Regions from separate parts of the Homo sapiens genome. Here region 2 is linked to region 1. Evidence: chromatin loops called from intact Hi-C (ENCODE). Cell type or tissue: chondrocyte. All regions are shown on one strand. Each heading gives the region's core, and the rest is flanking DNA. Links, peaks and the distances in the headings are about the cores only. Region 1 has its middle 9.6 kb from the start of SLC7A10. Region 2 has its middle 22 kb from the start of ZNF181.

What was found. Hi-C counts contacts between places; a loop is a spot of excess contacts. Peaks named below come from ENCODE experiments on the same cell type or tissue, not always from the same donor. Only the 100,000 strongest peaks of a DNase experiment are listed, where the experiment ranks them.
Region 2: it touches region 1 in a loop (11-fold over the local background); 2 of 110 quality-filtered maps call a loop at or near these places.

The regions. Positions count from the first base shown.
Region 1 is chr19:33,227,186-33,243,794 of GRCh38, forward strand. No RefSeq gene overlaps it. Among named protein-coding and RNA genes, the nearest start is that of SLC7A10, 9.6 kb to the left of the region's middle. RefSeq lists silencers at 5,598-5,765, 14,432-14,531, enhancers at 6,902-7,071, 8,009-8,158 and a cis regulatory region at 6,987. In chondrocyte, for the core only: a CTCF peak has its summit at 8,237 (motif pointing right); DNase peaks (open chromatin) are centred at 8,207 and 10,052.
Region 2 is chr19:34,703,650-34,720,258 of GRCh38, forward strand. It overlaps the pseudogene SCGB2B1P and the pseudogene SCGB1B1P. Among named protein-coding and RNA genes, the nearest start is that of ZNF181, 22 kb to the right of the region's middle. In chondrocyte, for the core only: CTCF peaks have their summits at 9,225 (motif pointing left) and 9,425; no DNase peak of the experiment used is centred there.

The DNA.
Region 1 (16,609 bases), core at 3,936-11,935:
TGGACGTGCTGGTGGGACGCCGAGGGGGAGGCCACCCGGCGAAGCTGCATCCCTCTCGCTTCTGTCGTCGGAGACCGGCATTCTTGGCGCCCTCCACCTCCAGCCCCAGAGACCATTCAGAGGCCGACTCTCTTAAAGGAGCCTCGCGCAGGGTAGGGGCAGCCCTGGCTCCGGAGACCCCTGATTGTCGCGGGTGTTAGGGGCCAGAGGCCTCGACCTTCTGGTTTGACTCTCCCCAGCCCCCCAGTTGCCCTCGCAATTCTAGGGTCTGCTGGGAGAGGGTCTAGCCAGGGCTGGTGCAATCAGGGGCAGCTTGCCAAGGGGCAGGGGCTGGCGCAAGCCTCGCAGCTCTGAAGCCTGTGGTTTTCGAGGGTGTCTCTCTGGGACCTGGAATGTGGAGTATGCGTTTGTGGGGGAAAGGTCGGCCTAGGGCTTTGCACAGGATGGAGTTTGTATGTTGTCAGCCAGGCCCCATAGCTCAGGAGGTCCTTTTCGTGGAATTGAACTAGAACCTGCAAATTTCAATGGGAACAAAAGGTTAGTAGGATTGGTTTACCATCCAAAAACCAATCAGCATGATTCTCCACATTAATAGAGAGAAAAAAGGAAAACCTCAACAGATGCAAAAAACAGTCATCCGTGATGTAAACAAACAACTCTTAGCAAATAGAAACAGAAGAGAACCTCCTTAATCTGATAAAAGTATCTACCTAAAAACAAATCTCCAAGAAACCAAGAAACAAACAAAAACCCTACAGCTGACATCATGTTTAGTGGTGAAAGTGTGAATGCTTTTCTACTGAGATTGAAAATGAGAAGGGATGTTGGCACTTGTCAATATTCTATACAATAGTGTACTGGAGGTCCTAGCCAGAGCAATAAGACAAGAAAAATAAGTAAAAAGGTATGAAGATAGTAAAGGGAAAGATAAAGCTGCCATTCACATATGATGTGATTCAGTATGTAGAAAAAAAATTACAGGTTAATTTAAGGAAGATAAGTTCATTTAGCAAAGTCGCTAGACAGAAGTTTAATATACAGAAACTAATTGTATTCTATATACTAGAAATAATTAGAAAATGAAATTAATAATAGCATAAAATCAAATACCTAAAAATAATTCTAGTGAATGATGTGTACAATTTTTATGCAAGAAACTACAAAACATTTCTGAGAGAAATTGTTAAAGACATAAGCTAATGGAGGGATATACCATGTTCATGGATTGGAATTTAAAATGTTGGTCTCCACATTGATTTATAGAATTGATAAATACATCCAATGTAATTTTGATCAAAGCACCAGACAACTTTGTTGTTGATTACAAGGCTTTTTTGGAGGGATGAAACTCAACAAGCTGATTCTAAAGAGTATGTGAAGAAGAACAAATCTGGAGGACTTATACTACAGTAAGGAAGACAGTGTGGCATTGATGCAAAGATAAACAAATCTACTGGTGGAAGAAAACAGAAATCCAGAAACAGACCCATCCTGGTTTATTATGACAAAGTTGATATTGCAGAACAGTGGAGAAAGGACGGGCTTTTCAATAAGTGGTGGTGGATCTATATATTGAAGAAAAAAACCAAAACCCTTTTAATGTCACCCTTCCATTATACCCTAAAACCAGTCCCAGGTGATGTACATGTGAAATGTACGTGTGAAAGGTGAAACATCAAAGCTGCTAGAAGAAAACTCAGGGGAGAGAATAGATACATTTTCTTAAACAGACATAAGAAACACAGTAAGAAAGTGACAGATTGGACTACATTAAGATTAGAAACTTCTGTCAGTCAAAAGACATGATTAAAGAGGAAAGAGTAAGCCACATATGAGAGAAGTTATTTCCATACATATGGCCGATAAAGGACTTCTATCTAAAAATATAAGCATATGAGTTGTATTGAAAAATATGTATCAAATCAATAGGAAAAAGTTTTAAAATAGGCCGGGCATGGTGGTTCATGCCTGTAACCCCAGCACTTGGGAAGGGCAAGGCAGGTGAATCACTTGAGGTCAGGAGTTCGAGACCAGCCTGGCCAACATGGTGAAACCCTGTCTCTACTAAAAATGCAGAGATTGGCCGGGGGTGGTGGTGAGTGCCTGTGGTCCCAGCTAGTCAGGAGGCCGAGGCAGGAGAATCGCTTGAACCTGCGAGGCGGAGGTTGAAGTGAGCTGAGATCATGCCACTGCACTCTAGCCTGGGCAACAGAGCGAGACTCCATCTCAAAAAAAAAAAAAAAAAAAAAAAAAACAAAGGACTTTAAATAGGTGCTTCCCAAAAGAGGATGTCCAATGACTGTTAAACTCCTGAACAGGCACTCAAACCTCATGGGCCATCAGGGAAATGCAAATTAAAACGAGAATAAGATACCACTGAGTAGCCACCAAAATGGTGAAAATTACACACCCAATGTTGGCAAGGATGTGGAGTTGGTACCACCAGTTTGGAAAACCATTTGGCAGTACCTCCAAATCCAGCATCTCCACTCTGTATTAGATGCCTCTTGGATATCACGCCACCTCCCCAGCCCCTAGCCTCACCTTGGTGTCAAGGCTTTGCCACCTTTCCTCCCACTTCAGGTGCAGGTACAACCTGCCAGCACCCCCCATCACCCTCAGGGATTCTCTGATGCCCCTGAGGAATGAGATAATAAGGGACCAATCTGGCACCCACAAACTTGCAATCAGAAATGCAGGAGAGTTAGCACACTCGGGCCTATCCTTGTGTTACTGAATGGTGCCACACAGTTCCAGGATCTGGGCGACTTGAACAAAGAATTGGAAGAGACATATACAGATAGCAAAAAGTGTATTAAGTGCAGTATTCCACTCTTGGAGAGGAAGAGTGGACTGATCTTTGTGAGATGAGATCGGCATTAGTTTGGTGTACTTTGGGTCTTTCTATATGTTGTTTTTTTCCCCCTCTTCCCAAGGCTGCCTAATCTCTAGCCAGTGTCTATCTTTTTGATTGACAGGTGTGTTGCTTAGTTACTTTGGCCCCCGTGCGCTTGCACCTTGCCTCCATCCCATAATCCTAAGTACATACATGATATGCAGCTCATATGCATGAACCTTAAGTAGCTGATTATCATAACGGGGTTATGTTAAGGATACCTTTTCTCTCCAATGCACATGCCCATCTCTGAAGCGCAGCCCCTTACTGGTTTGGTCAGGATCCTGCCGGCCATGGGATACTGCTCGCTTTTTTTTTTTTTTTTGAGACGGAGTCTCACTCTTGTCATCCAGGCTGGAGTGCGGTAGCGCAATCTCGGTGGCTCACTGCAACCTCTGCCTCCCGGTTCAAGCAATTTTCCTGCCTCAGCCTCCTGAGTAGCTGGTAATTAGAGGCGCCCACCACCACGCCCGGCTAATTTTTGTATTTTTAGTAGACAGTGGGTTTCACCATGTTGGCCAGGCTGGTCTTGAACCCCTGACCTCAGGTAATCCTCCCGCTTCAGCCTCCCAAAGTGCTGGGATTACAGGCATGAGCCACGGCACCCGGCCCTGCTCACTTTTTTATCTTACTTTTGTTTTGGCTGCTGAACCTCTGCTTTTTGTCTGGCTTCTTGCTCACCTGCCCCTTCACCTTGCTTCTTCTGCTCTCTGCTTTTACTTATTCTGCCCTTTATCCAACTTTCAATTCCCTTTGCTACTTTCCTGCCTCATTTTCCCTGTTCTCCTATCTCACTTGGACAATGGCAGATGGATAAATGGCAGATGGGAGTCAGTGGATAAATTCTTCCCTCTACCTCATCCCAGATGGACCCTTATGAATCATATTCCTTATAAAAACCTCTTGGAAGATGTTACTACAAGATTCAGCATCAGCTGCCTTTGGCACCAAGTGGTGGCCAACTCTGAAACTCACCCTCATATTGGCTCTCATGCCATCCCTGTTCACTTCCTTTCCCCCTTACTCTTGCTTCCCTGCAATTGCATCCCCCAGTTAAGTTCTACCTAAGGCCAGGCACCCTGGCTCATGCCTGTAATCCCAGTACCTTGGGAGGTTGATGGGGGAGAATCGTTTGAGGCCAGGAGTTTGAGACCAGCCTGGGGAACATAGTGAGACCCCATCTCTGCAAAGAATTTAAAAATTAGCTGGGCGTGGTAGTGCATGCTTGTAGTCCCAGCTGCTCAGGAGGCTGAGGTAGGAGGATCCTTTGAGCCCAGAAGTTTGAGGCTGCAGTGATGAGCTATGATGGTACCACTGTAGTCCAGCCTGGATGACAGAGCCAGATCCTATCTCTAAAAACACAAAACGAAACAGAAGTACCTTCTAAGCTTTTGCCCCAGGCACTGCTTTCTGGAGAGGACGAACTAAGATACACCCCTAGGTATGTCTCCAACAGAAATAAATATATAAATGTACTAAAAGGCATTTACGATATCATTCATAGCAGTCTTCCTAGTAGCCCCAAACTGGAAACAACCCAGATAGCCATTAACAGTAGAATGGATGAACATGTTTAGAGTACATGTAAATTCCGGAGTTCTGTGCTACAAAGGAAATGAACAAATTACTACTATGTTGCAACATGGTGAATCTCATAAACAATGTTGAGCAACAGAAGCTGGACACAAGATTACATTTTGGGATGATTCCATTAATTTTTTTTAAGAGACGGAGACTCTGTCGCCCAGGCTGGAGTGCAATGGCACCATCGTAGTTCACTGCAGCCTCCAACATCTGGGCTCAAGTGATCCTCCCATCTCAGCCTCCTGAGCAGCTACAGCTACAGGCATGCACCCCCACGCCTGACTAATTTTTAAAATTTTTTTGTAGAGACAGGGTCTGGCTCTGTTGCCCAGGCTGGTCTTGAATTCTTGGGCTCAAGAGATCCAGTTCTGGGATGATTGCATTTATAGTTCTAGAATAGGCAAAATGAATGCTGATGTTAGAAGTCAAGATAGAGGTTTATCCTTACCTTCTTGGGGGTAGGAACTGGGCAGCAATTTGGGGATAGGAACTGAGGAGGGGCCCTGGAGTGCAGATCATGTCTGACTTATTGATCGGGGTGCTGGTTTCACGAGTATGTTCAGTTTATGAAAATTCATTAAGGGGAACACTAGATGATTGGTGCATGTTTGTGTGTGTAGGTTACACTCTGACAAACATGGGACATTACACATGGCCTGGGCAGGGTCCTGGGAGGGTCAGGATCTGCATGCTGGGAGGGGGTCTGCGGCCTGCTCTGACTCCCTCGTGGGTGTTAAACTCACTCAGCACTCCTACGCCACTTCCATTCTCTTTGACACTCCCACGTCCAGCCCAGGTATCTCCTCAGGCAGCCCCAGTCTTTCCTTGGTTTCTACCATCCTGACCCCAAACCACTCCCTCTCCAAGCTGCAAGCACCTGCTAGTTTATGGCCTCCTTTCTGCTTCTGTCTCATGGATTCTCAGCCCTGGACATTGTTTCTGTCGTGCTTGCCTCCTTCTCTCTCCCCACCTTCTCTGGCCTTGCCCTGCATTTCCTGCCTCCTCTCTGCACCCTCCCTGGACCTCCCCAACAACAACCATGTTCAACCCTTGCACTGGTGGGCCAAGGGCGCAAACACACATGCAAGCCCCTCACCCGGGAGGCCTACATATTTCCAAGTTAGAGATGAAACTGCACCCACGATGCAGCCCTCATTCACACCCGGCCCTGCAGCCCGCCCCTGGGGCGTGGTCTCCCCTGGTTCTCATGGCCGTCATCCACTGGGGTGGGAGCTAAGACAGTGCCCGAGAACCCTGGGTGTGAGCACGCTCCTGACTGGGGGCTGGCCTGGGCACCCTTTCGCCACCTCGCTTTTCCAACCTGGCATTTCCAGGGCATTCTAATCTCCTCCCCAAAATCTCACCAAGGAGCAGGACAGGGAAGGAGCGCAGACAGGTACCAGGACACCAGGCTGCCCAGACACACACACACACAACCACACACAACTACGTACAACCACACACAACCACACACTCACACACATGCACAGCCATACACTTACACACCCACATGCATGACCACATACACACTCTCACACACTCACATGCACCCAACCACACACTCATATCTCACACACTGTCTTACACGAACAACCACACACTCGCTCTCACATGCACACAACCACACACTATCACACACACGTGCAACCGCATACTCTCACACACTCACACGTACACAACCACACACACATGCACAACCACACATTCTCACTGACATGCACACACCCACACACTCATACCTCACACACTCTCACACGCTGACATGCACAACCACACATACATAATCACAGACACAGTCTCACACACTCACATGCACACAATTACATACAACCACACACACAACCACACACTCACACACCTGCACAACCACATTCACTCACATACCCAGATGCATGACCACATATACACTCACTGTCACACACATGCACACAACCACACACTACATACAACCACATACAACCCCACACACTCCTAAACACTCATGCTCACAACCACACACTCAACCACACACACAACCATATGCACTCAACCACACAGAACCACCTACACGGCCACTCATATTCACTCTCACACAGTGACATACACACAACCACACACAACTACACACTCACAACCACACACACAACTGCATACTCACACACTCTCACACACTCATACACACAACCACACACACAACCGCACATTCACAACTACACACAACCATACAGAACCTCTCACACCACCACACATTTGCAATCACACACAACCACTCACACACTCATCCACACACGCACTCAACACTCAGCCCCACATCTTTGGGCCTGTGGGGTCTTTTTTTCGCATCTGTCCTCTCCGACAACTCACTGTTGTTCAGTTATCAACCTTTAAAACACTCTTACGAGACTGAAATTAAAAAAAAAATTCTTTGCATTTGCTGCTGGTGACGTCCTGGCTCTCCAGGGCACGGGGTCCACAGCAGAGACCCCCTTGCCCAGGTCTAAGGTTGGCCTGGCCTGCATAGCTGGTGGGGCTTCTAGAATGACCACAGGGTGTTGTTCCCTGTAATTTTCAGGCTGTGACATCCCACCCAGCCCCAACCCATCCCTCCTGTGAGTGGGGTCGGGATCCCAGTTGCCACGCCCAGAGCTCCGACCACCCCACCTGGGCCTTTCACCACCTCCCCACTCCCCCGTGCACTGCACCCCCACCCTGTCCTGGGGGCTGAAACAGCTCCTCCCCAACCCAGGGCTGCTGCTCCGAGGTACAAATGGAACCCTCCCTGTCTCGGATCCTCTTCTTTCAGCGCAGCCACAGGCTGTGAATGACCCCACAGGCAGGTGTCAGGAGGGAGATCATTTAATTCATGGTCCAAACTGAGACAGGTTTGCAAGTGAAAGGAGGCACTATTTATAATCACAGCAGAGTACAACTGACAGATATAAACCAGGACGTCCCAGCAAACTGGATGGATGGTCACTCTCTTTCAAGCCAATAACTCCGACTCTGTGTGCCCAAATACAGCAGGCATTGGTCACACCTTGCCTGCTCCTGCTGCCTCCTTGGCCGTAACTTGTCACACCTTGCCTGCTCCTGCTGCCTCCTTGGCCGTACCTTGTCACACCTTCATGCTTGTCCCTCATGAGTCAGGCCAGGCATCACCTTGGCCAGGAAGCCTCCTGGTCCCCAGAATGGAAGACGTGCCCATTCTGTGTCCACATTGCCACCTCCCCAGGCTCAAAGGCAGAGACCTGGCCTTGCCCCCAGCACATCACAGGTTCTCCATGGAGGTTCCAAGTGTCTGCCTCACGAGCTGCGAGATGCAGGTTCTGGTCCCGGCTCTGCCATTGACTTACAGACTGGACATGGAGCGTCTCAGTTTTTCCCTGTGAGGTGGAGAGGAAAAGGGCAGCATGTGATCCCTCGCTGCCCACAGCTGTTGGACGGGCAGTTTGCCTGAACTCGCCTTTCTTGCTCCCCAGGTCCTGGGGTCCTAAAAGGGGCATGGAGGAGGGGGTGACCTGTCAGGGAGGCCAGGTTTCTTGTATCTTCCTATTATCCCATGTCCTCCCCTGAAGCCACTGCATTCACGGCCCTGTGCAGCCCAGTAGGGAACACGAGAAGGTAGGGCTTGGACTTCTGATCTGGAACCGGGATCTCCTCTCCTTCCAGGGGTTCCCAGCCCTGCATCCTGTGGGGCCAGCCTCCGGGACCAGGGTACCCTCTCCGTGGGACCTTTACCCATATCCTTCCATTTAAGGACACCCGCCATTCCAAAACGTGCCACCAGAGGGCAGCCTCCGCGTTGGTCCTTGAGACCAGGTGCCTGAGCTGGACCTAGTGGCCTGACTCTCCCGATGTCAGAGTCCGGGCCTCTGCTGGATCTTGTATTAGAGGGCTGGGGAGAACAGGCTAGGATTCCTGGGCTTCTCCGGGGACCACTAGAGTCAGCTGGGAGCCAGGGAAGTCCTTCCTGAGAGCGGCTCAGGCTCTTTTCTGCTGTAGCCCGAGAGAAGAGATGCAGGGGAGGCCCCAGGGACTGTGGGTGCTGGCCTGGGTCAGGACATTCATAGTGAAACCAGAGAGATCTTGCAGTGAGATTCATTTCGTGCAGCGCACCTGCCTCGGGGCAGGGCTGGGAGGCACGGGGAGGCGATAGAGCCCATGTGGTGGCGGTGGCTGCGGGAGGGACCGGCGCTTATCTGATGGGCCTGGCCTTTCTCACAGCTCGGTGGAGCCGCCCTGCCAGGCCCATCTTGGCCGGTGGGTCGGGGCTCCGCAGGCCCCGTGGGCTCAGCCTCCCCACCTGCCTGGTGGGCAGGGAGGCCTTGAGCCTGGGAAAGGCGCGGGCGGCCACTGCTGGAGGGGAGCGGGCACCGTGGGGCTGCGCGCTGCGGCGGGCTCCCCCCACAGGCTCCAAGACACGTCAAAACCGGGTACAAAAAATTGGGGCAATCTACGTGTTTACTTCTAACAAATGAATGCTTGTAACGTAAAAACAAGACTTTGCACACCACCGGGGCTGTTCGGATCCGAGAACGCATGGGTTCACGGGACCCTGTGGGTGGAGGCCCAGCTGGATGTGGCCCCTGGGTGGCGGCATCCTCAGCTCTGCCGGTGGCTGGGGGACTGTGCGTGGAAGGTCGGTGAGGGACCCCAGAAAAAAGTCTAACAGCCAAAGGCGGAGGTTGCAGTGAGCTGAGATTGTACCACTGCACTGTAGCCCTGACGACAGAGGGAGACTCCATCTCAAAAGAAAAACAACATTTTTGGTTTTGTTTTTTTTTTTGCTCATTAGCTATCGTTAGTGTTAGTGTATTTTATGTGTGGCCCAAGACAATTCTTCTTCCAATGTGGTCCAGGGAAGCCAGAAGATTAGGCCCCCTTGGTCTAAGGCAAAGCAGTCTCAGGGTCAGAAGACCTCCACCCCAGCTCGGGCCTGGGTGACCCTCCCTGCAGAGTGCCTCTCTGAGAGCAGGGTACCAGCCACTTGCAGGGGACTGAGCTATCTGCTGGAGGAGGGTTCAAAACTGGCCCCCAGTCCTGTGCTTATGTGAGTCACCAGTGGGCTACCCAGCGCCACCACTCAGGCCCTGCAGACGGATGTCTGTGGAAGCACTTTCACAGCGACATGTCACAGGGATGGAGAACTGTGGATGAGGACTCTCCAGGCTGACCAGCCGGCTCTGCCCTGACCATGGGTTGGGACCCCAATCAACCTAGCTGGGGCTGGGCCCTGCCAGAAGGGGCGCACTAGCCTGGCCTGACCATGGGATGGAAATGGGACATTGTCTGGGGGAGAGGGGAGTGGGGCCAGCCCTATGTTATCTCCCCTTTTCAAAGAAGGAAAAACCCGGCACAGAGAGAGGGAATCATCGGCCCAAGGCCTCACATCTGGTAAGCGGGGAGCTGGAGTAACCAGACCCTGAATCCTGGGGGTCTGGTAACCGTGATCCTGGGAGGCTTGGCCACGTGGTCCTGGGGCTTCCTGGCCCCCTCCTGGCCTGAGGCACTCATCCCAGCCCCGTTGATTTGATGGGCAGAGACCCAGACCTGCCAATGGCTGGGTGTGGCCAGCCTCGTGAACTGAGCGGGGCCCGGTGGCTTCTGCCCAGAGCTGCCTTTGATCTCAAAAGTAGGCTACCCCCATAGGTGAGACCCGATGTGGGCGCTGCTGTGCTAACCCCATGCCCCAGGACCACTGAAACCTCTCTTGAGCCTCCCTGGACCAAACTACCTGGTTGCTCTCAGTCCCTTCCACAGCCCCTCGTCCTCCACCTGCCCCTGCAGTGCCCTGGGGCTCCCTCCAGCGCTCCCATCTCCTCACTTTTTGGTTTTTTTTTTTGAGATAGAGTCTCACTGTCTTGCCCAGGCGGGAGTGCAGTGGTGGGATTTTGGCTCACTGCAACCTCCGCCTCCCGGGTTCAAGCGATTCTCCTGCCTCAGCCTCCTGAGTAGCTGGGATTACAGGCATGCAGAACCACGCCTGGCTAATTTTTGTATTTTTAGTACAGATGGGGTTTCACCATGTTGGCCAGGCTGGTCTCGAACTACTGACCTCAAATGATCCTCCCCGCCTCGGCCTCCCAAAGTGCTGGGATTATAGGCATGAGCCACTGTGCCTGGCCTCCCTCACTCTTGACACTTTATGGGCCTGCCATCTTCACTCCTTGCTGCCCACACCCAGATGTTCCTCCTGGCCTCAGACCTTTGCACCCGGCCTCGCTCAAGCTGAGGGTCCAGACATTGATCTTCCTTCACTCCCAGGTCTCACCTCCCTTCCCTTAGCCATGGGACATCCTCCTTCTGCAGACAAGAACCCTGGGGTGGTCCTCCCTATCCCCTGCCCCCCGTGAGCATCTAAACCTGGTTCATCTAACCAGACTCCTTCTCCTGCTGTAAAGAATCTTATTGTATCTCCTTACCACCCCAAAGTAAAATTCATAGATCATAGAATCCCAGCCAGACTTTCAAAATCCATCTAATGTCGTAGCTTTAAAATAAGGAAGAAATAGGCCAGGCACAGTGGCTCATGCTGTAGTCCCAGCACTTTGGGAGGCTGAGGAGGATCACACGAGGCCAGGAGTTCAAGGCTGCGGTGAGCCACGACTGCGCCACTGCACTCCAGCTGGGGTGACAGAGCAAGACCCTGTCTCTAAAAACAATAAATAAATAAAATAAGGAAGAAATAAAAGGAAAGTAATTTATAATTTCATTATGTATATTCAACTGGAAAGAGGCCTGGGTGTGACCTACAGTGGACTCAGATGTGGGTTGCACAGAATGGCAGAGGCTGTCACTGCTGCAGACACAGACGGGAGCAGGGTTACCCTCAGGGCTCAGGTGCCTGCTGGGGCCACCCTGTGATCTTGGGGATGTGTTTCTCCAAAATGGCAAATGCTTCTTGGTAAATTTCCAAACAAAACAAAGCTCCATCTCCCCTCAGCTTTCATGCTCATTGCATCCCTAGAAATTGTGCATCTGGAAAAGACGCCGAACAGAAGTAGTCATTCCCGATAGGGTCATTACCGATAGGGTTTATTAGCAATCCTACATCAGAGTTCCTCATGCCCCGCGCTGTGGATATGTTGAGCAGAATAACTGCTGTGCAGTGGGGTATGCTCGGCAGCAGCCCTGGCCTCTACCCTCTAAATGCCAGCAGTACCCCTAGGTCATGACAATCAGAAGTGGCTCCAGACACTGAGAAATGTCCCCTGAGGGGCAAAATTGTTCCCAGTTGGCGCCCCATCCCCACCTCCTGCCCACACAGAACTCCCTCCTCTCTTGTGTGGGGTGCGGGGCAACTTGCCACCAGGCGGGATGCCCCTCACACAGCAGGTCCCTGCCACCCCATGACTACAGCACCCCATTACTGCAGCCAGTGAACCCCCTCACACTTCTAAACTACCCCAGGGGAGAAGCAAAACCACTGTTGTGGGCCTCTGACCTCCCTGATTCTCTAATCTGGGTGGGTGTGGGGGCAGTGATGCCAAGAAGCTCCTTCCCTTCCCAGCACACACTGCAAGATCTGCGGTCCTCATTTCTCCCAGGCCTGGCTACTCTGTAACAGCTGCATCCTTACTGGCCCTGTGGGGACATGGGACGTGTCCCTGCCGTGGCTCCCAGCGGCCCCGGTGTGCTGGGCCTTTCTGCCTCCCTTAATTCCACCTTCCCTGTTCCAGCTGCTTGGAATGTCCTCAGTGCTTTTCCTCTGCAGTTACCCTGGAATTCCAGGGGAGTGCTTGGGTTGGTGGAACCTTCTTAGCCCAGGTATCCTCCTCCTCCAGGGAGCCCTCCGGAAATGTCCCTCCCTTGATAGGCTGGGGCCAGCACTCCCTCCCCGGCTTCTTTAGCCCATGGGAGGCAGCATCCACTCATTGTGTTCCTCCTTCCCTGCCTCCTGCTCCCCCATACCATCCCTTAACCCAGCCAGAGTCATTCCTCTTTGTAGCATCCCAGTCCTGGCCCAGAGTCTGGCTCCTAAAAGGCACTATAAATATTGGTGGCAAAGTTGAGGCTGTGACACTCAGTTCAATTTTTTTTTTTTTTTTTTAAAGAGACAAGGTCTTACTTACTCTGTCACCCAGGCTGGAGTGCAGTGGTGCAGTCATAGCTCACTGCAGCCTCAAACCTCTGGGCTCTAGCAATCTTCCGGCTCAGCATCCTGAGTAGCTGGGGTTACAGGTGTGAACCACCGTGCCTAGCTAATTAAAAAGAAAAAAAGTTTTTTTGTAGAGACAGGGTCTCACCATGTTGCCCAGGCTGGTCTTGAACTTCTGGCCTCAAGCAACTGTCCCGCCTCAGCCTCCCAAAGTGTTGGGATTACGAGTGTGAACTTCAATTCAATTCAATTGGCCCTTCAATTCTGTGTTCATTCACTGAAGATTCCAATGCCCCTCCCCCATCTAAAGTGGGGCAGACCAGAGGGAGGAGCAGTGGAGGCGGGGTGGACAGGGTCCCAGCGCTGGAGGAGACCCATCTGTGAGCCACCTGGAATCTCATCTGCCTGCCCAAGGCTTCTGCCCCTTCTACAGGAATGGGAGTCCCTTCAGGTGGACATAGGAGTTTCTCCATCTGAAAGTGCCCACCAGGGAAGAACTGCGCCAATCCCGATGGGCACTGGGGCTGAGGGAGGGCACTGGGGATGCAAGGACCCTCTAACTCCACCCATAGAACCCTTTTAGGGGCCCAGGCCTCCAGGCCAGCTCCCTGGCACACACCACTTGTGGAGTATGAACTTCCAGCCCCTAAGCCTCCGGGCTTTGAGCACAGCCTGGGCAGCAGCTGCAGGCACACTGGGGTGCCCACTCACTCTTCATCCTGCCCATGCCTGCCCATCTCTAGCCAAGGTCCATACCATGCACACAGGTGAGTGCTGTGGGGAAGAGCACACAGAGGCTGCAGCTGGCCCCCCGGGCAGGTCCTCAGCCCACTAGGCCCCTAGCCCAACCCTGGCTGAGACCCCAGCCTGCCCTGTGGGTGCCCGGCTTCTGTGACACCTCCGTTGCATAAGCGGGGACTAGAGGTCAGGTGAAGGCTGCAGGGGAGGGGGCTCTCTAGTGGATGAGGCCACCTCCCAGCTGGCAGGGCTGAGTGCATGGCAGTGAGGGACGCCTGGGTCCTGGGAAGGCACAGGAGGTAGAGACCCCGAGGCCCTGCCAGCTTCCCCGCGCAAGCCTGGGAAGCAAAGTGCCCACATCTTCTGTTTCTGTCAGTTCCTGCCAAGTCCCAGTGCCTACAACTGGGAAATGGGGCAAGTCACCTTCTCCTTCCTCTCTTGGTGGCTCTGGAAGGAAAAAGCCAGTGGTGTCACCTGAAGGCAGCCCCTTTAGGCAGGCTGGGTCTGGGGTCTCAGATGCCTGGTGCTGCCCGGTGCTGCTGGCCACGTGTGCCCCCGTGCCTTGGTTGGCAGGGTTCTGGGCAGCCCCGCCTACAGGCCTTTCCCCCCGTTCTTCGGGCTCCCCTGTGTGATGCAGGCGGCCTGGCCCTGGCCCGGAAGGGAGGCCGCTCTTGGCTGATGCTCACATGCCCACTCCTGGGCCTGGCCTGGCTCCTGGGCCCTCTCCCATGCCCATGTCCTCGAGGGCCACCAGGAGACGGGCCCTGGTTGGGGCAGACGTCGCCTTGGGGCTGGTCCCTCCTGGGCTTCTGGCTGGGTTGGTGACCTCCTTCCCCACTGGGTTCTGGCTGGGTGTTCACCTGGGGCTCCTGGCTCTGTCCCAGGTTGGCTTTCACAGCAGCAACCGTGAGGCCTGGCTGGGAGGAGGTGGGTGGAAAGTCCAAGGCTCCTCCTCTAGGCCTCCCTCCCCGGGGGGACTAGCTGATCACGGGGGGTGCTCCTGGGCAGGCACTCCTGGGGGTGAGGGGTGGTTGGGGGGTGCATGTGGTCCGGTAGGGCACTGGAGAAGACCCTCTGCCCAGAGGGCCCCAGGACACCCCTTCCCATAGGCCCACACGGCTCTGTGGCCGTGTGCGTGGGAGGGAGGGAGGGATGAGTGTCACAGCGGGTGTGAGTGCGCCTGTGGGTGAGGCCCGGAGAGCCGGCACGGGGGCGGGGGACCGTGAGAACCAGTCTGTGGGTGGAGACCTAGGGCAGGGGTGCCCTTCCTTTCTGGGATGTCCCAGGCCAAGGAGTTTGGGGGCTTGGGGGCCCACAGTGCAAGAGGAAATCCTGGCCACTAGGTGTCACCCGGAGCCCATGGGACAGAAGCAGGTCCCCCCCACCGCCCCCGGGGAGGGGTCGGAGCCCCTTACCTCCCAGGTATGCCCACTCCCGCAGCTGGGGGGAATCCCTGGTCTGTCACGGTGTCTGAGGGTCCACTCGCAGTGGGGAGCTGGTGGCACGGCGTTGCCCTGTGCAGGAGGCCATATGCTCTATGGAAGCACCCCGTCCCCACCTCCTGCCCATACAGACCCAGACTGAGGACGGAGCCAGTGACAGGTGGGGATGCAGCATCCCTCCCAGCCCACCCAGCCCCTCTGATGCCCGGGTGCCTGCGGCAGGGGCCCCCTCGTGCCAGCCCCTCCAAGGGAGCAGCTTGGACCTATGCCTGCCGTGCTTGCCGGCCTCAGGATGGAGGAGGGAAGGGTCCTCGTTCACAACCACCCCCCATCCCCCTTAGGTCCAGCTCAGCAAATTAGGGTCCCAAAGCCCTGCCCAGACCACTGGGGGCCTTTTGCAGCCTTTCAGAGCTGGTCCCCACCCTCCTGCTGTGCATCCACTCATCCAAAGCACAGCAAGGACCTACTGTGTGCTGGGAGGGCCCTGCCCGGCGGAGCTCACGTGTGATGGGATGTCAGCCGCCAAATATAGAAACCAGAAAATTTGTTTTTATTCATTTATTTATGAGACAGAGTCTTGCTCTGTTGCCCAGGCTGGAGTGCGGTGGCACTATCTGGGCTCACTGCAACCTCCGCCTCCTGGGTTCAAGTGATTCTCCTGCCTCAGCCTCTTGAGTAGCTGGGACTACAGGCATGTGCCACCATGACCTGCTAATTTTTGTAGTTTTAGTAGAGACAGGGTTTCACCATGTTGGTCAGGCTGGTCTCAAACTCTGACCTCAAGTGATCCATCTGCCTCAGCCTCCCAATACAGGCATGAGCCACCGTGCCCGGCTAACACTTATATTTTTTGTACAGGGTTTCACCATACTGGCCAGGATGGTCTCGAACTCCAGACCTCAGGTGATCGCCCGCCTTGGCCTCCCAAAGTGCTGGGATTACAGGTGTGAGCCACTGTGCCTGGCCTAAACCAGAGAATTTGTAATGGAGACAGTGACACACAGGAAAACATCATGGAGGAACTGGAAGGGCCGTGGGTGAGGTGGCAGCTTTGGTGGGGCTTGGGGGAGGGGAGCACCCCCAGGGAGGGACTTGTGAGAAAGTGAGGAAGAGCATCAGTGAGGTGAGCACCCCAGGGAAAGGCATTAGGGCAGCTGGAACAGTCCGTGCTAAGGCCCCAAGGCAGGAACGAGCCAAACCTGTCAGTGAAACACCAGGACCTGTGTGGACTGGGGCGGTGATGCAGGTGGGAGGTGGGAGGAAACAGAGGGTCTTGGACCGTGTTGCCTTCTCCCCAGGCCCTCAGGGACCATCCCTGCCACAGTGGAGCCTTTTGGCTGGCACATGAGGCTGTCCTAGCCGAGGCTGGTCCTGGCTGGTGAGGAGAAGATGCCATGGCTCAGGGGGTCAAACGGGATCCAACCCTCACATCCCTGTAGGCTGAGGAGCAGATACAATCCCAAGAGAGGCTGGGTAAGGTAGCTCTCGCCTGTAATCCCAGCACCTGGGGAAGCCAGTGTGGGAGGATTTCTTGAGTCCAGCCTGGGCAACGTAGCACGACCCTGTCTCAACAGGTGGAAAGAAAAACAAGAAAACCCCCCCAAATACTTAGCCAGGCATGGTGGTGTGTGCCTGTAGTCCCAGTTACTCAGGAGGCTGAGGTGGGAGGATCGCTTGAGCCCAGGAGTTTGAGGCTGCAGTGAGCTGTGATCATACCACTGCACGCTAGTGACAGAGTGAGACCCTGCTTAAAAAAAAAAATCATGGAGGGGCCCTTTCCTCACTGGCTGAGCGGTCCCCAAGGCAGGGCATGGCTGGTCTGTCCCAGCTGCCAGGCTCCTAGACAGGGTCTTCTTGGCTGGGGGGCAAGGT
Region 2 (16,609 bases), core at 5,203-13,202, 1.5 Mb after region 1:
ATTCAGGAGCAGGTTGTTTAGTTTCCATGTAGTTGAGAGGTTTTGAGTGAGTTTCTTAATCCTGAGTTCTAGTTTGATTGCACTGTGGTCTGAGAGACAGTATGTTATAATTTCGGTTCTTTTAAATTTGCTGAGGAGTGCTTTACTTCCAACTATGTGGTCAATTTTGGAATAGGTGTGGTGTGGTGCTGAAAAAAACGTATATTCTGTTGATTTGGGGTGGAGAGTTCTGTAGATGTCTATTAGGTCCGCTTGGTGCAGAGCTGAGTTCAATTCCTGGATATCCTTGTTAACTTTCTGTCTCATTGATCTGTCTAATGTTGACAGTAGGGTGTGAAAGTCTCCCATTGTTATTGTGTGGGAGTCTAAGTCTCTTTGTAGGTCACTAAGGACTTGCTTTATGAATCTGGGTGCTCCTGTATTGAGTGCATATATATTTAGGATAGTTAGTTCTTCTTGTTGAGTTGATCCCTTTACCATATGTAATGGCCTTCTTTGTCTCTTTTGATCTTTGTTGGTTTAAAATCTGTTTTATCTGAGACTAGGATTGCAACCCCTGCCTTTTTTTGTTTTCCATTTGCTTGGTAGATCTTCCTCCATCTCTTTATTTTGAGCCTATGTGTGTCTCTGCATGTGAGATGGGTTTCCTGAATACAGCACACTGATGGATCTTGACTCTTTATCCAATTTGCCAGTCTGTGCCTTTTAATTGGAGCATTTAGCCCATTTACATTTAAGGTTAGTATTGTTATGTGTGAATTTGATCCTGTCATTATGATGTTAGCTGGTTATTTTGCTCGTTAGTTGATGCAGTTTCTTCCTAGCCTTGATGGTCTTTACAATTTGGCATGTTTTTGCAGTGGCTGGTACAAGTTGTCCCTTTCCATGTTTAGTGCTTCCTTCAGGAGCTCTTGTAGGGCAGGCCTGGTGGTGACAAAATCTCTCAGCATTTGCTTGTCTGTAAAGTATTTTATTTCTCCTTCACTTATGAAGCTTAGTTTGGCTGGATATGAAATTCTGGGTTGAAAATTCTTTTCTTTAAGAATGTTGAATATTGGCCCCCACTCTCTTCTGGCTTGTAGAGTTTCTGCCGAGAGATCTGCTGTTAGTCTGATGGGCTTCCCTTTGTGGGTAACCCGACCTTTCTCTCTGGCTGCCTTTAATATTTTTTCCATCATTTCGACTTTGGTGAATCTGACAATTATGTGTCTTGGAGTTGCTCTTCTGGAGGAGTATCTTTGTGGCGTTCTCTGTATTTCCTGAATCTGAATGTTGGCCTGCCTTGCTAGATTGGGGAAGTTCTCCTGGATAATATCCCGCAGAGTGTTTTCCAACTTGGTTCCATTCTCCTCATCACTTTCAGGTACACCAGTTAGACATAGATTTGGTCTTTTCACATAGTCCCATATTTCTTGGAGGATTTGTTCGTTTCTTTTTACTCTTTTTTCTCTAAACTTCTTTTCATGCTTCATTTCATTCATTTCATTTTCCATCACTGATACCCTTTCTTCCAGTTGATCACATCAGTTACTGAGGCTTATGCATTCATCACGTAGTTCTCGTGCTGTGGTTTTCAGCTCCATCAGGTCCTTTAAGCACTTCTCTGCATTGATTATTCTAGTTATCCATTCGTCTAATTTGTTTTCAAAGTTTTTAACTTCTTTGCCTTTGGTTTGAACTTCCTCCTTTAGCTCAGAGTAGTTTGATCTTCTGAAGCCTTCCTCTCTCAACTCATCAAAGTCATTCTCCGTCCAGCTTTGTTCTGTTGCTGGTGTGGAGCTGCATTCCTTTGGAGGAGGAGAGGTGCTCTGATTTTTAGAGTTTCCAGTTTTTCTGCTCTGTTTTTTCCCCATCTTTGTGGTCTTTGATGATGGTGACGTACAGATGGGTTTTTGGTGTGGATGTCCTTTCTCTTTGTTAGTTTTCCTTCTAACAGCCAGGACCCTCAGCTGCAGGTCATTGGAGTTTACTGGAGGTCCACTCCAGACCCTGTTTGCCTGGGTGTCAGCAGTGGTGGCTGCAGAACAGTGGATATTGGTGAACCGCAAATGCTGCTGCCTGATCGTTCCTCTGGAAGTTTTGTCTCAGAGGAGTACCTGGCCGTGTGAGGTGTCAGTCCACCCCTACTGGGGGGTGCCTCCCAGTTAGGCTACTCAGGGGTCAGGGACCCACTTGAGGAGGCAGTCTGCCCATTCTCAGATCTCAAGCTGCATGCTGGGAGAACCACTACTCTCTTCAAAGCTCTCAGATGGGGACATTTAAGTCTGCAGAGTTTATTGCTGTCTTTTGTTTGTCTGTGCCCTGCCCCCAGAGGTGGAGCCTACAGAGGCAGGCAGGCCTCCTTGAGCTGTGGGCTCCACCCAGTTCGAAGTTCCCACCCACTTTGTTTACCTACTCAAGCCTGAGCAATGGTGGACGCCCCTCCCCCAGCCTCGCTGCTGCCTTGCAGTTTGATCTCAGACTGCTGTGCTAGCAATGAGCGAGGCTCCATGGGCGTAGGACCCTCTGAGCCAGATGCAGGATATAATCTCCTGGTGTGCCGTTTGTGAAGCCCATTGGAAAAGTGCAGTATTAGGGTGGGAGTGACCCGATTTTCCAGATGCTGTGTGTCACCCCTTTCTTTGACTGGGAAAGGGAATTCCCTGATCCCTTGCACTTCCCGGGTGCGGTGATGCCTTGCCCTGCTTTGGCTCACGCACAGTGCATCACACCCACTGTCTGGCACTCCCCTGTGAGATGAACCTGGTACCTCAGTGGGAAATGCAGAAATCACCCATCTTCTGCATCACTCACGCTGGGAGCTGTAGACTGGGGCTGTTGCTATTTGGCCATCTTGGCTCCACCCATGGAGCTGGGTTTTTTTTAAAAGATTAACAAAATAGATAGACCACTAGCCAGACTAATAAAGAAGAAAAGAGAGAAGAATCAAATAGACACAATAAAAAATGATAAAGGGGACATCACCACTGATCCCACAGAAATACAAACTACCATCAGAGAATACTATAAACACTTCTATGCAAATAAACTAGAAACTCTAGAAAAAATGGATAAATTTTTGGATGCATACACCCTCCCAAGACTAAACCAGGAAGAATTTGAATCCCTGAATAGACCAATAATAAATTCTGAAATTGAGGCAGTAATTAACAGCCTACCGACAGCAACAAAAAAAGCCCAGGACTAGATGGATTCACAGCCAAACTCTACCAGAGATACAAAGAGGAGCTGGTACCATTCCTTCTGAAACTATTCCAAACAATAGAAAAAGAGGGACTTCTCCCTAACTCATTTTATGAGGCCAGCATCATCCTGATTCCAAAATCTGGCAGAGACACACCAGAAAAGAAAATTTCAGGCCAGTATCCCTGATGAACATCGATACGAAAATCCTCAATAAAATACTGGCAAACTGAATCCAGCAGCACATCAAAAAGCTTATCCACCATGATCAAGTTGGCTTCATCCCTGGAATGCAAGGCTGGTTCAACATACACAAATCAATAAATGTAATCCATTACATAAACAGAACCAATGACAAAAACCACATGATTATCTCAATAGATGCAGAAAAGGCCTTTGACAAAATTCATGCTAAAAACTCTCAATAAACTAGGTATTGATGGAACATATCTCAAAATGATAAGAGCGATTTATGACAAACCCACAGCCAAGTTGAAGTTGCTTATCAGCTTAAGGAGTTTTGGGGCTAAGATGATAGGCTTTTCTAAATATACAATCATGTCTTCTGCAAATAGAGACAATTTGACTTCCTCTCTTCCCATTTGAATACCACTTATTTCTTTCTCTTGCCTGATTGCTCTGGCCAGAACATCCAATACTATGTTGACTAGGAGTGGTGAGAGAGGGCATCCTTGTCTTGTGCCGGTTTTCAAAGGTAATGCTTCCAGTTTTTGCCCATTCAGTGTGATACTGGCCCCTAAATCTGTCCCTGGAAGCTGCTGACAGATCACCATAGGGGGCAGAATGGGAGAGAGTGGGGCAAGGATAGGAGGGCCATCTGTTTCCTCCTTCCCACTCTCACCTGTCTGGAAGCACAGCTCTCTGATCACCAGCAAGGCCAGCACAAGCAGTGCCCCCTTCATCGTGTTGTCTACTGGAGTGTTCTGCTCAGGGCAGGGCTTCTGCTGCTTTATAAACAAATGCCCGTGGGCTGGGACCTGGCACATGTGCTTTCCTCACCTGAGAAGTGGTGCCCACAGGAAGCCCCTCCCACTCTGTGGAAACAAAGGGCTAAAGATGTTGATCCAGCTGCTGTTGATTCTGCTGCTGGTGGCTTTGGAGAGAAGCAGTTGTACCTTGGCCAAGGAGCAACTGCAGCTGACCTTTCTAAGTGGCACCATTCAGCCCCAAATGCTCTGTTGTCCCACCCCCAACTGTCACCTCTGCTTTCTGGCCACATTCTTCCCCCACCTTTCCTGGCTCCAAAAGTAGCACTCTCCCAAAATTAGGAGATAAAAACCACAGAAGGTCCAAGGACAGGTTTATGCCACTGTAGGTAGCCAAAATACCATGGAGAACCTTCTTTAGGAAAACAGTTTCTTGGCACAAACAAGATGAGATTGTCTATGAAAATTCTAGCAGAAGGAGGCCTGAGAAAGCTCCGAAGGATCAAATGTGGAACAATCTGAGCAATGAAATAAATCACATAGTATGGGATTATAACCCAGAGTATAAAATAGTATAAAATAACATACGGTTGGCCCTTTGTATGCGTGGGTTTCACATCTGTAGGCTCCACATCTGTTCATTCAACTGAGCATAGATTGAAAATACTTGGGGAGTAGGGGAGGGAATTCCACACAATTTCAAAAAGCAAAACTTGAATATATCCCATACCGAGCGCTATCTTGAATCCATGTGAAGGAAGTTGTATGTGGGCATTGCATTAGGAATTATAAGTAATCTAGGAATGACTTAAAAGTGTACTGGAGGATGTGTGCAGGTTACATGCAAATACTATGCCATTCTATATACGGAACTTGTACACCTGTGGATTTTAGTGTCCATGGGAGGTCCTGGAACCAATTCCCCATAAATCCAAAGGGACAACTACATGTGAGTCTATACTGATAAAAATAAATGATTATGTTCTCACTCATAAGTGGGAGCTAAGCTATGATGATGCAAAGGCATAAGAATGATACAGTGGATACTGGAGACTCAGGGGAAAGGGTGGCAGGGAGGTGAGGGATAAAAGACTATACACTGGGTGCAGTGTACAATGCTTGGGTGATGGGTGCACCAAAATCTCAGAAATCACCACTAAGGAACTTATTCATGTAAACAAACACCACATGTTCCCCAAAAACCTATTGAAATAAGAAAAGAAACAAAAAAAACAGGGAAGAAAAAAAATACAAATAAATGATTGAACAAATAAATAAATGAGAAAGAAAAGACAGATATTCCTTACAGAATAATTCCAAATTATATATATATAGATCCTCCCCTCCCTGCTACTGTTTTCCCCATTTCCTACTTTTTTCTTTTTCTTTTTTAGAGACAGGGTCTTCCTCTGTCACCCAGGCTGGAATGCAATTGCGTGATCATAGCTCACTGCAGTCTCAACCTCCCAGGCTCTCAAGCAATCCTCCTGCCTCAGCCTCCCAAGTAGCTGGGACCACAGTCCACCACACTCTGCTAATTTTGTTATTTTTTAAGAGACAGGGTCTCACTATGTTGCCCAGGCTGGCCTTGAACTCCTGGGCCCAAGGGATCCTCCTGCCTCTGCCTCCCAAAGTGCTGGTATTGTACACTTGAGCCACCACACCTGGCCACCCTACTCTTGTCTTCAGAAACATCTAGCCACCATCAAGCTTACTGCCCTCCCACCTTGAGTATGTGCTGGATGTTTCCCAAGAAAATAGTAGGGAAAGGGAAAAACAGTAGAGAAAGCCAACACAGATGACACTAATCAAGTGATAAGTGATAACCAGTGCCTAGACATTGATGTCACAGGGTCCTGCACTTCCAGGGTGTGTTCCCTAAAATCCTAATCCCAATGTAAATATTATGAGAAAAAATGCCAAACTCAGCTTGGTGGGCATTTGACGATGTCCACCACCTCAACACTACCAAGGCCATAAAAAAGCAAGGCAGGACTAAGACAGTGTCACACACCAGAAGACATGATGAACAGCTGACAGCTGGAGCTCATTGCTTGGCACCTCTCAACCAAGAGCCCTTACCAGACATGAATCCTGTTTTGTACAAGGTTCTAATCAAGGCCAAAAACCTTGCATTCTACCTTTGACTCTGCAGCTTCAGCAAACCTTATTCTGTCACTACTGACTCAGAGAAAAGGTCAGCCAAGAACCTCTAGCCAAAAACTGCCTTATTCTGAACTGACAAAGTACTGAAAACTTTCACTTTATTTAACTAATACAAAGCAATTTAATAAGCAAATATACAGTAAGTATCTGTAAAAGTTCTTGTTCATAGACTCCAGAGGCCAGGCACAGTGACTCATGCCTGATGAGTGTCTCTCCCAGCACTTTGGGAGGCTGAGGTGGGAGGATCGCTTGAGTCCAGAAGTTTGAGATGAGCCTGGGCAAGATGGGGAAACCCCATCTCTACAAAAACTAAAAATAAAAAAGTTAGCCAGGCTTGGTTGTGCACACCTGTGGTCCCTGCGACTTGGGAGGCTAAGATGGATGGCTTGAGCCTGAGAGGTTGAGGCTGCAGTGAGCTCTGATTGCACCACTGCAATCCAGCCTGAGCAACAGGAGACTCTGTCTTAAAAAAATAAGAAACCAAAATAAGTTTTAAAAATATGTAGTTTATAGACTCCAGAGCAATGGGGATGTCCCTTCAATTCATCTAACAGACATTTATAGAGCATCTACTTTGTGTTGGTCCTGGTCTGAGCCCTGAGGATGTAGCAGCACATTGGAGCTCCTCATACATCTATGGGTAGGGGGAGATAATCAGCAAATGGAAAGACACAGGCCTTTTCCTGCCCCACTGTGAGACCTGGCACAGGTATAAAAGGGCCTCAAATGGGGCCTGACGAACTTGCCACTGGCACCATGAAGCTGGCTCCTACTTTCGGGCTGCTCTTCACTGCCGTGCTCCTGATCTCCAGGGCAAGTAGGTGCCAGGCTGTGAATGCCTGGGGATGTGGATGCTGGGGCTTTGATGGCATCCAAGGGCAGTTTTGAGCATACATGGAGGGAAAGGGATGTGTAGGCTCTGATGAGTGTCTCTCAAGGGTCTGTCCACGTGTCATTGTGTTCCAGATTGTGACATCTGCCCAGTTGTGACAAAGGATGTTGATCTCTTCCTGGTGGGAACCCCTGATGAATATGTTGATCATGTGGCACAATACTGAACATCCTCATTAATATTGTCCAATGCTAGAAAGCTGAAGAACTGTTTCAATGGCAAATTGGCAGACGAGGACAAGAGGCATGTGCTCAGTGGGCTGGTGAGTGCAGCTGTGTGTGCCTGCACCTTAGTCTGGGTGGAGGGTCTGCTGGTTCTAGGGCAGTGGGTGGGAGTGCTTATTCTCCTCCCACCAACTTACCATTATGATATGTAATTGAGACTACTGGAAATAGATTTACATGTGAGGTGTGTAGCAACAGTAAAATGTATTTTAATAAAAGGTTATAAGAGGCATAAAAATATAAATTCTTGCCTAGGGTTAAAGAATTGTTTTAAATTAGAAAATATGAAGTTAAAAGTTCAAACAAGTGGTAGAAAGTGTAAAAATAAATCTTGCAAAAATTCTATGTATGAATATATTGACTAAATTCAAAAGGGTATTATATGGTTTTTCTCTAAATTCAGCATTAAAATAAGAGCATGACAAGGTACTCTCCCACCAAGGCCTTTCCCTGGGAATCTGGGAGGAAAAGGAACCTCGTGAATGAGGAGGTAGAGAGGAGGGAGCAGACACCAATGACGCAGGGAAGGGCCAGGAAGGGGGATTCAGCTAGCCCTTGAGCTTGTGGGCTGGCTCTGGCTGTTCAGCTCTGTAGGCTAGCCTGGGAACCTCCAGGACCTCCTGTGTCCATGGCACCACTCAACCTCAATTTTAGACCCTTGGCTCTGACCTCCTGGCCTACAGCCTCTCGAGCACATGAGACTCTCCAAACCATGAGCCCTGGGTCTTTCTAATACAGGATTTATTAAGAAATTATTTTTAGGCAGCTAGAAAGGGTAAAAGTTCTCGGTGGAATTTTCCTTTAATAAAAAGCAGCCCCAAACCATTTCTTCTCCGACAGAAAGCAGCCTGATATATATGAAAACTAGGAGCTTTCATATGTAAATGCCAGCAGCGGTACCTGGAAGCCAGGTACATTGAATATGGTGGTTCCTGCTCTCCTTTTCCTTGTCACCGTGTGTGTAGGAATCATGGTGACCCACCAGGTAGAACCACATTTGCATAATAAAAGAGTAGGGTGGGAAGGCCAGTCTTTTTGCAGGCTATGCAAATGGAACGTCTAGTCAAACCAATCCCCTGGGCCCTATGTAAATCAATCACCACCTCCCTAAGCCTCTGCACAAAATCGATTGCATCCTGCTGCAAACTGGAGACCCTCTCTTGGGCGACCTGCTTTCTCAGCATGAGGAAGCCTTTTCTCTCTCTTCTTCTTCTTTGTCTATTAAACTTTCTGCTCCTAAACCCACTCCTCATGTGTATTCGCGTCCTGAATTTTTTTCGACTGAGACAAAGAAACAGGGTATATACCCCAGTCAACCAAGCTGTTTCATCTGGCGGTTCTCATCCAGGATCAGGATCAGAATGGAAGATAGAAACATCGGACTGGTGAGTATGGAGTGAGCCTCAAATCTGCCCTTTAATCTCAAGGCTGTCTTCAAACCAGTTTTTTTTTTTTTTTCCACAGAGTTCCTAGCCATCACATGAGGCTGGGAGAAGTCCTAGGGCAACTGAGAATTTCTGTCCAGGGCACACCCTGGCATTATTCAAAGGCTTCGGGACTGAACCCAGCCTCCAACAGCCCATCCAAGTGTTGATCATGGATCTCCAGCTATCCTGTCACAAAATTTTCCTTTCTTTTCTATCTGCTGTCACTATGTCTCCTATCCTCTGTGTGTGCAGTGTGCAGGAAATTTTACAGTTCAGGGAAACAGTTCTGTTAGGAAAGATCAGCAAACACCACGTGCAGCAACTCAACAAGCATCTCTATCCTGCCTCTGGCGAGCACATGTTATTTCTAAGCCAACAGCGCCACCTAGTGGAAATATAAATCCTCTTCATGTGGCAAATCGCCGGTGTTTTACAGTAATACTGCAGCTTCTCAATTCTTTCTTTTTGCACCGCTAGAAATCAGCCTCTAAGGTCTTTCTGTGAATGGGAAAGCTCCAACTTCAACAATTAGGAGGAAAATGTCCTTCACAGCCAAATGTTAGCGCCCATACTGTGCCAACAGCAGGAAAAATCACCATTAGGTCCCTACGTTCATTTCTGTCTCCAATGAGAGCAGTACTTAATTAGTAAAGTGATTTTAAGTACAGAGGTTAAACAGAACCATTTTGCTATGGGTAAATATTTTAGCACAGGCCATAATAGCAGGTAATTTAGCACACTGACTCTGTTAAAGAAGGCTTGCCCAAAGGGGACACAGTCTCTCCAGAGATCCATTTCTTCAGGAAGCCAGGCAGATCACACAGATCGATAAGCTAAGGCAGTGTGGGTAAAGCATGGTTAATCCCATAACTTAGTTCATAAGGTTCCATGACTTGGAGGACCACGCCTACAACAATGGGCAGCACAGTTAACACAATGCTGGGACACAGGAACCAAGGAGAGAAAACTGTTGGGGGGATGCTCCCACTGTCTTCCTCTCCACCCTAGGTCACAGTGAAAGGACACCTAGGGAGTAGAAACAGAGGGACAAAAGAACTACAGGGCAAACAAAAATGTTAACAAAATGGCAATAGTAAATGGTAGGAGACTTCCACATGTCACATTTAATAATAGACAGACCATCTAGACAGACAACGTATAACAGACTTAAACAAAATCATAGAACAAATGGATCTACCAGACACACACAGAACTTTCCTCCCAACAGCGGAAGACATTCTCCTCAAGAATACACACTACAGTCTCCAGGATAGAAGACAAGTTAATTCGAAAACAAGTCTTAACAAATTTAAGATCAGAACCATATTCAGTGTCTTTTCTAGCCACGGTGGAATGAAACCAGAAATCAAAACTGGCAAGAAAACAGGGAAGTTTATATATATGTGGAAAAATTCAAAATTTCTTGACACAATTGCTGCACTTCTGATCAAATGGCTCTTGCAGATATTTATAGACTATTTCATCCAACAGCTGCAAAATATTATTTCTTTCCATAAGAACATTTAACAAAGAATGAGTATTTGATAGGAAAACAGGATGACTATAGTTAATAATCATTTAATTGTATATTTTAAAATAACTGAAAAAGTATAATCAGATTATTTGTAACACAAAGAATAAATCCTTCAGGTGACGGATACCCCATTGACTCTTTTTCTTTTTTTTTTTTGACAGAGTCTAGCACTGTTGCCTGGGCTGGAGTGCAATGGTGCAATCTCGGCTCACTGCAACCTCCGCCTCCTGGGTTCAAATGATCTCCTGCCTCAGCCTCCCAAGTAGCTGGGATTAAAAATACAAAAAATAAAAATTTTTGTATTTTTAGTAGAGACGGGGTTTCACTATGTTGGCCAGGCTGGTCTTGAACTCCTAACCTTGTGATCTGCCTGCATTGGCCTCCTGAAGTGCTGGGATTACAAGTGTGAGCCACCACACCCAGCCTCCCGTTGACTCTTATGTGATTATTATACATCGTTTGCCTGCATGAAAATATCACATCAAGTATCATTTCTGACCACAATGAAGTAACACTATAAATCAAATCAATAACAAGATAAATTTTCTAAAATGAACAAATATATAAAAATGAGACAATGAGCAAATAAACAAATTAAGAAGCAAATTAAAAAAATTTTTGAAGCAAGTTAAAATAGAAATGCCACATACCAAAGCCTGTGTGATCCAGCAAACACAATATTAGCAAGAATTTTGATAATAAATATCTTCATCAAAAATGTAGAAAAAGTTCAAATAAAACCTGCACAACATAACAAAATCTATAGGGTACTGAAAAGGCAATAATAACAAGGTAGTTTAGTAGTAACTACCTACATCAAAAAAAAGAGAGAAAGATTTCAAGTAAAACTTAATGCATTTCAAGGAACTAAAAGAGCAAATACAAACCAAACCCAAATTTAGCAGGAGGAAAGATATAATAAAGATCACAGCAGAAATAAATGAAATTGAGACTAAAAAATAGTATAGAAGATTAACAAATGAAGAGTTGGTTTTGTTAAAAGAAAAAAAATCATCAGACCATTAACTAGATTGTGAAAAAAGACCCAAGTAAATAAAACCAGAAATGAAATAGTAGACATCACAACTGATACCACGCAAAAACGAAGTATCATTAGAGATTGCTACCAGTAACTATAAGCTAACAAATTAGAAAACGTACCAGAAATGTGTAAATTATTAGACATATAAAATTTACCAAGATTGAACCAAGAAGAAATAGAACTCCTGAATAGAGCAATTACAAGTAATGAGATTGAACCTGTAATAAAATGTCTCCATCAAAGAAAAAACCCAGGCTCCATTTTCTTCCAGAATTGTACAAAATATTTAAGAACTAATACCAATTCTTCAAAAAGTCCTCCAGAAAATTGAAGGGAATGAAATTCTTCCAAACTCATTCTACAAAACCAGCAATACCCTGATGGCAAAACCAGACAAGGACACACACACATACAGAAAACAACAACAACAACAACAACTATAGGCCAATATCCATCATCCTCAACAAAATTCTAGCAAACCAACCCCAACAGCACAGCAAAATGATCATTCCCCATGATCAAGTGGGAGTTCTCCCAGGAATGCAAGGATGGTTCAAAATACACAAATCAATACATGTGACACATCACATCAACAGAAGGAAGAACAAGAACCATACAATCATGTAAATAGATGCAGAAAAAGCATCTGATAAAATTCAACTGTGCTTCATTATAAAAACTCTTAACAAACTGGGTGTAAAAAGAACGTATGCCAATATAATAAATGAAATATATGGCAAACCCACTGCCAACATCATAGTGAATAAGGAAATATTGAAACGTCATTCTCTAAAATCTGGAACAAGAAAAAAAAGTGGCCACTTTCACCAGTTTTATTCAACATAGTACTGGAAGTCCTAGCCAGAGCAGTTAGGCAACAGAAAGAAATAAAGTGCATCCAGACTGGATAGGAGGATGTCCCAGTCTCTGCTTGCAGATGACATGGTCTTGTATATAGAAAAACCTAAAAGGACCAACAAAAACTCTTAGAACTGATAAAGAAATTCAGTAAAGGCACAGGATACAAAATCAACATATAAAAATCAGTAGCATTCGTACACATCAGCAACAAATTAGTAAAGGAAGAAATTGAGAAGGCAAACTCATGTAAAATAGCTACCAAAATAAGAATAAATTTAACGAAAGAGGTGAAAGACCTCTACCCAAAAAGCTATAAAACGCTGATGAAAGAAAGTGAAGAGGACATCAAAAGTGAAAAGGCATCCCATGTTCATGATTGGAACAATTAATGTTGTGAAAATGAGCATATCACCAAAAGTGATCTGCAGATTCAATGCAATCCCTGTCAAAATATCAATGATATCTTCACAGAGGTAGAAAAAACAATCCTAAAATTGGTAAGAAACCACAAAAGACTCAGAATAACCAAAGCAATCCTCAGAAAAATGAACTAAGTTGGAGGCATAACACTTCTTGAAGTCAAAATAGATTATATAGCTATGGTTAAAACAAAAACAACACAACAACAAACAGTTGGGCATGGTGGCTCATGCCTGTAATCCCAGCTCTTAGGGAGGCAGAGGCGGGAGGATACCTTGAACCCAGGAGTTCGAGACCTGCCTGGGCAACATAGTGAAACCCTGTTTGCCACGAAAAGGAAAACAAAAGAAAAAAAAACAGTATGATACTGTCATAAAAATAGACACATAGTCAATGGAACTAAATAGCACAGAAATAAGTTCACATATTTACCATCAACAGATTTTCAACAAAAGTGCCAAGAACATTTATTGGGGATTGGAGAGTCTTTTCAATAAGTGGTGCTGGGAAAACTGGATATTAATATGCCAAAAATATGAAACCAGACATCCATCTCTAATCATATTTTTCCTTAAATCAACTCAAAATAGCTTAAAGACTTATATGCAAGAGCTGAAACTATAAAACTACTAGAAGAAAATATGCATAAAAATTTTCAGGACATTGGTCTTGGCAAAGATTTTATGGAGAAAACCCAAAAGCACAGACAACAAAAGCAAAAATAGACAAATGGGATTACATTAAACTAAAAAGCTTCAGCACAGCAAAGGAAACAATCAATAGAGAGAAGAGATGACTTGCAGGATGGAAAAAAAAATATTTGCAAACTATTCATCTGACAAGGGATTCATATCCAGAATATATAAGGAACTCAAATAACTCAACATGGAAAAACACACAAATAATCTGATGTACAAATGGCAAATTAGCTGAAGAAATATCTCTCAAAAGATGGCATACAAATGGTCCAGGTATTTTTCCAGTGGTCAGCATCACCAATCATCAGGGAAATGCAAATCAAAACCACAATGAGATTCATCTTACCTCAGTGGGAATGGCTATTATCAAAATTGCAAAAGATAACAGATGCTAGTGAGGAAGCAAGGAAAAGGGAAACCTTGCGTACTGTTGGTGAGGATGTAAATTAGGATAGCCATTATGGAGAATGATATGGAGATTTCTCAAAAAACTAAAAACAGAATTACCACATGGTCGAGCAATACAATTACTGAGTATACATCCAAAAAAAAGAAAGAAAATTAGTATATCAAAGACATATCTGCACTCTTATATTTATTGAAGTACTATTCACAGCCAAGATTTGGAATCAATCTCAGTGTCCATCAACAAGTGAAAGGATGAAGAAAATACAGTATATATATGCAATGAAATACTGTTTAGCCATTAAAAAATCACAAAGTTCTGTTATTTGCATCAACATGGATGAATTTGGAGCCATTGTGTTAAGTGAAATAAGCCAGGCACAGAAAGATAAATGCTGTATGTTCTCATTCATACACGGAAGCTAAAAAAGTTGAACTCATAGAAGGAGAGTGATTACTGATACAAAATGCAACTAACTAGATAGGAGGAATAAGTTCTAGGGTTCTATAGCACTATAGGATGAGTGTAATTAACAATGTATTGTTAAAGTACTGATAATTCTAGTAATGTTGTAGGATACGAAATACACATACAAAAATCAGAGACATTTCTATACACTGATAATGAACTATCCAAAAAGGAAAATAAGAAAACAATTACATTTGCAGTAACAACAAAAAGAATAAAATGCTTCAAAATAAACTTAGCCAAAGAGGTGAAATACTTGCACACTGAAGACTATAAGACATTGGTAAAGAAAATTAAAGAAGACATATATCAGATTCTATGAATCCCAATGGCATTTTTTATAGAAACAGGAAAATAATCTTAAAATGTTTATAGAATCGCAAAGAAGCCCAAAAAGTGAAAACAATCCTGAGTGAGAAGATGAAGCTGGAGGTATCAACCTAAAAAATGAGAGAAAACATTTGTAAACCATATATTTGATAAGGGGTTAATATCCAAACTATATAATTACCTGATACAACTCAACGCAAAAAATAATCCAATTAAAAATGGGCAAAGACCTGTGTAGGCATTTTTCCTAAAAATACATACAAATGGCCAATAGCTGCATGAAAAGATGTTCACCATCACGAATCATCAGGGAAATGCCAATCAAAACCACAAGATGCCATCTCACACACATTAGCACGGCTTCTACCGAAAAGACAAGAAATTATAAGTGTTTGCAAAGATGTAAAGAAATTGAAACCCTTGTGCACTATTGGTAGAAATATAAAATGGTACAGCCTTTATGAAAAACAGAATGGAGCTTTCTCAAAAAATTAAAAATAGGCTGGGTGCATTGGCTCACACCTGTAATCCCAGCATTTTGGGAGGCCGAGGTGGGCAGATCAGCTGAGATCAGGAGTTTGAGACCAGCCTGGCCAACATGGTGAAACTCTGTCTCTACTAAAAATGCAAAAATTAGCCAGGCATGGTGGTGTGTGTCTGTAATCCCAGCTGCTCGGGAGGCTGAGACAGAAGAATCACTTGAACCCGGGAGGCAAAGTTTGCAGTGAGCCAAGATCACACCATTGCACTCCAGCCTGGGCGATAGAACAAGACTCTGTCTCAAAAAAAAAAAAAAAAAAAAATTAAAAATAGAACTACTGTATGATCCAGAAATCCCACTTCTATGTATATATCCAAAAAAAATAAGATCAGTGATTGGCACCCCAAGGTTCATTGTGGCATTATTCACAGTCACCAAGATAGGGAAAGAACCTAAATGTCTGTCAATGGATGAATGGATAAAGAAAATGTGATATATACAAAAGCTATCTATCTATCTGTCTATTATCTATCTATCTATCTATCTATCTATCTATCTATCTATCTATCTATCTATGTATCTATCATCTGTGTTTTACAAAATATACAATGGAATACTATTCAGCCTTTTAAAAAAGAGGGAAATCCTGCTACTTTCAACAACATGGATGAACCTGGAGGACATTAGTGAAATAAGCTAGACGCAGAAAGACAAATCCTGCATGATCTCACTTCTATGTGAAATCTAAAATGATAAAACTCATAGAATCAGAGAGTAGAATTGTAGTTGCCTGGGGCCACAAAGTGGTGGTGGGTGGGATGAGTGAGAAGTTGTCAGTCAAAGGGTACAAAGTTTCAGCTATGCAAGATGCATGAGCTCTGGAGATCTAATGGGCAGCATGGTGACCATGATTAATAATACTGTATTGTATAGAAGAATCCCCTTTATCCTCAGGGGATACATTCTATAACTCTCTGTGAATGCCTGAACCCATGCATAGTACTGAACCTTCTATACAATATACTATGCTTTTTTCCTATGCGTCCATACCTATCATAGAGTTTCGTTTATAAATCCAACTGAGTAAGAAATTAACAGGAACTAATTATAAAATAGAACAATTATACCAATATACTGTAGTAAAATTTACATGAATCTGATCAGTGTCTCTCTCTGAAAATGTCTTATTGTACTGCCTCACCAATGTTTGGACTCTGGTTGACTATGAGTAACTGAAACTGCAGAAAGCAAAACTGTGAAAAAGGGAGGAGCCATCATACTTGAAATTTGCTAAAAATTGTTATCTTAAGTGTCCTCACCAGCAAAAAAAAAAAAAAACAAAAAAAAAAAACCTGTTTTCTACCCCTCAAAAAATTTCTTCTGCTGTTCCTTTGTACTCAAATAATCTCCTCACCCTTAATCATTAGTGGCCACTGGTGTGCTCTTATCCCTATAGCTTTACTTTTTCCAGAATTGCTAATAAGAAAAACCGTGCAATATGTAGCCTTTGAGTCTGGCTGACTTCAATAC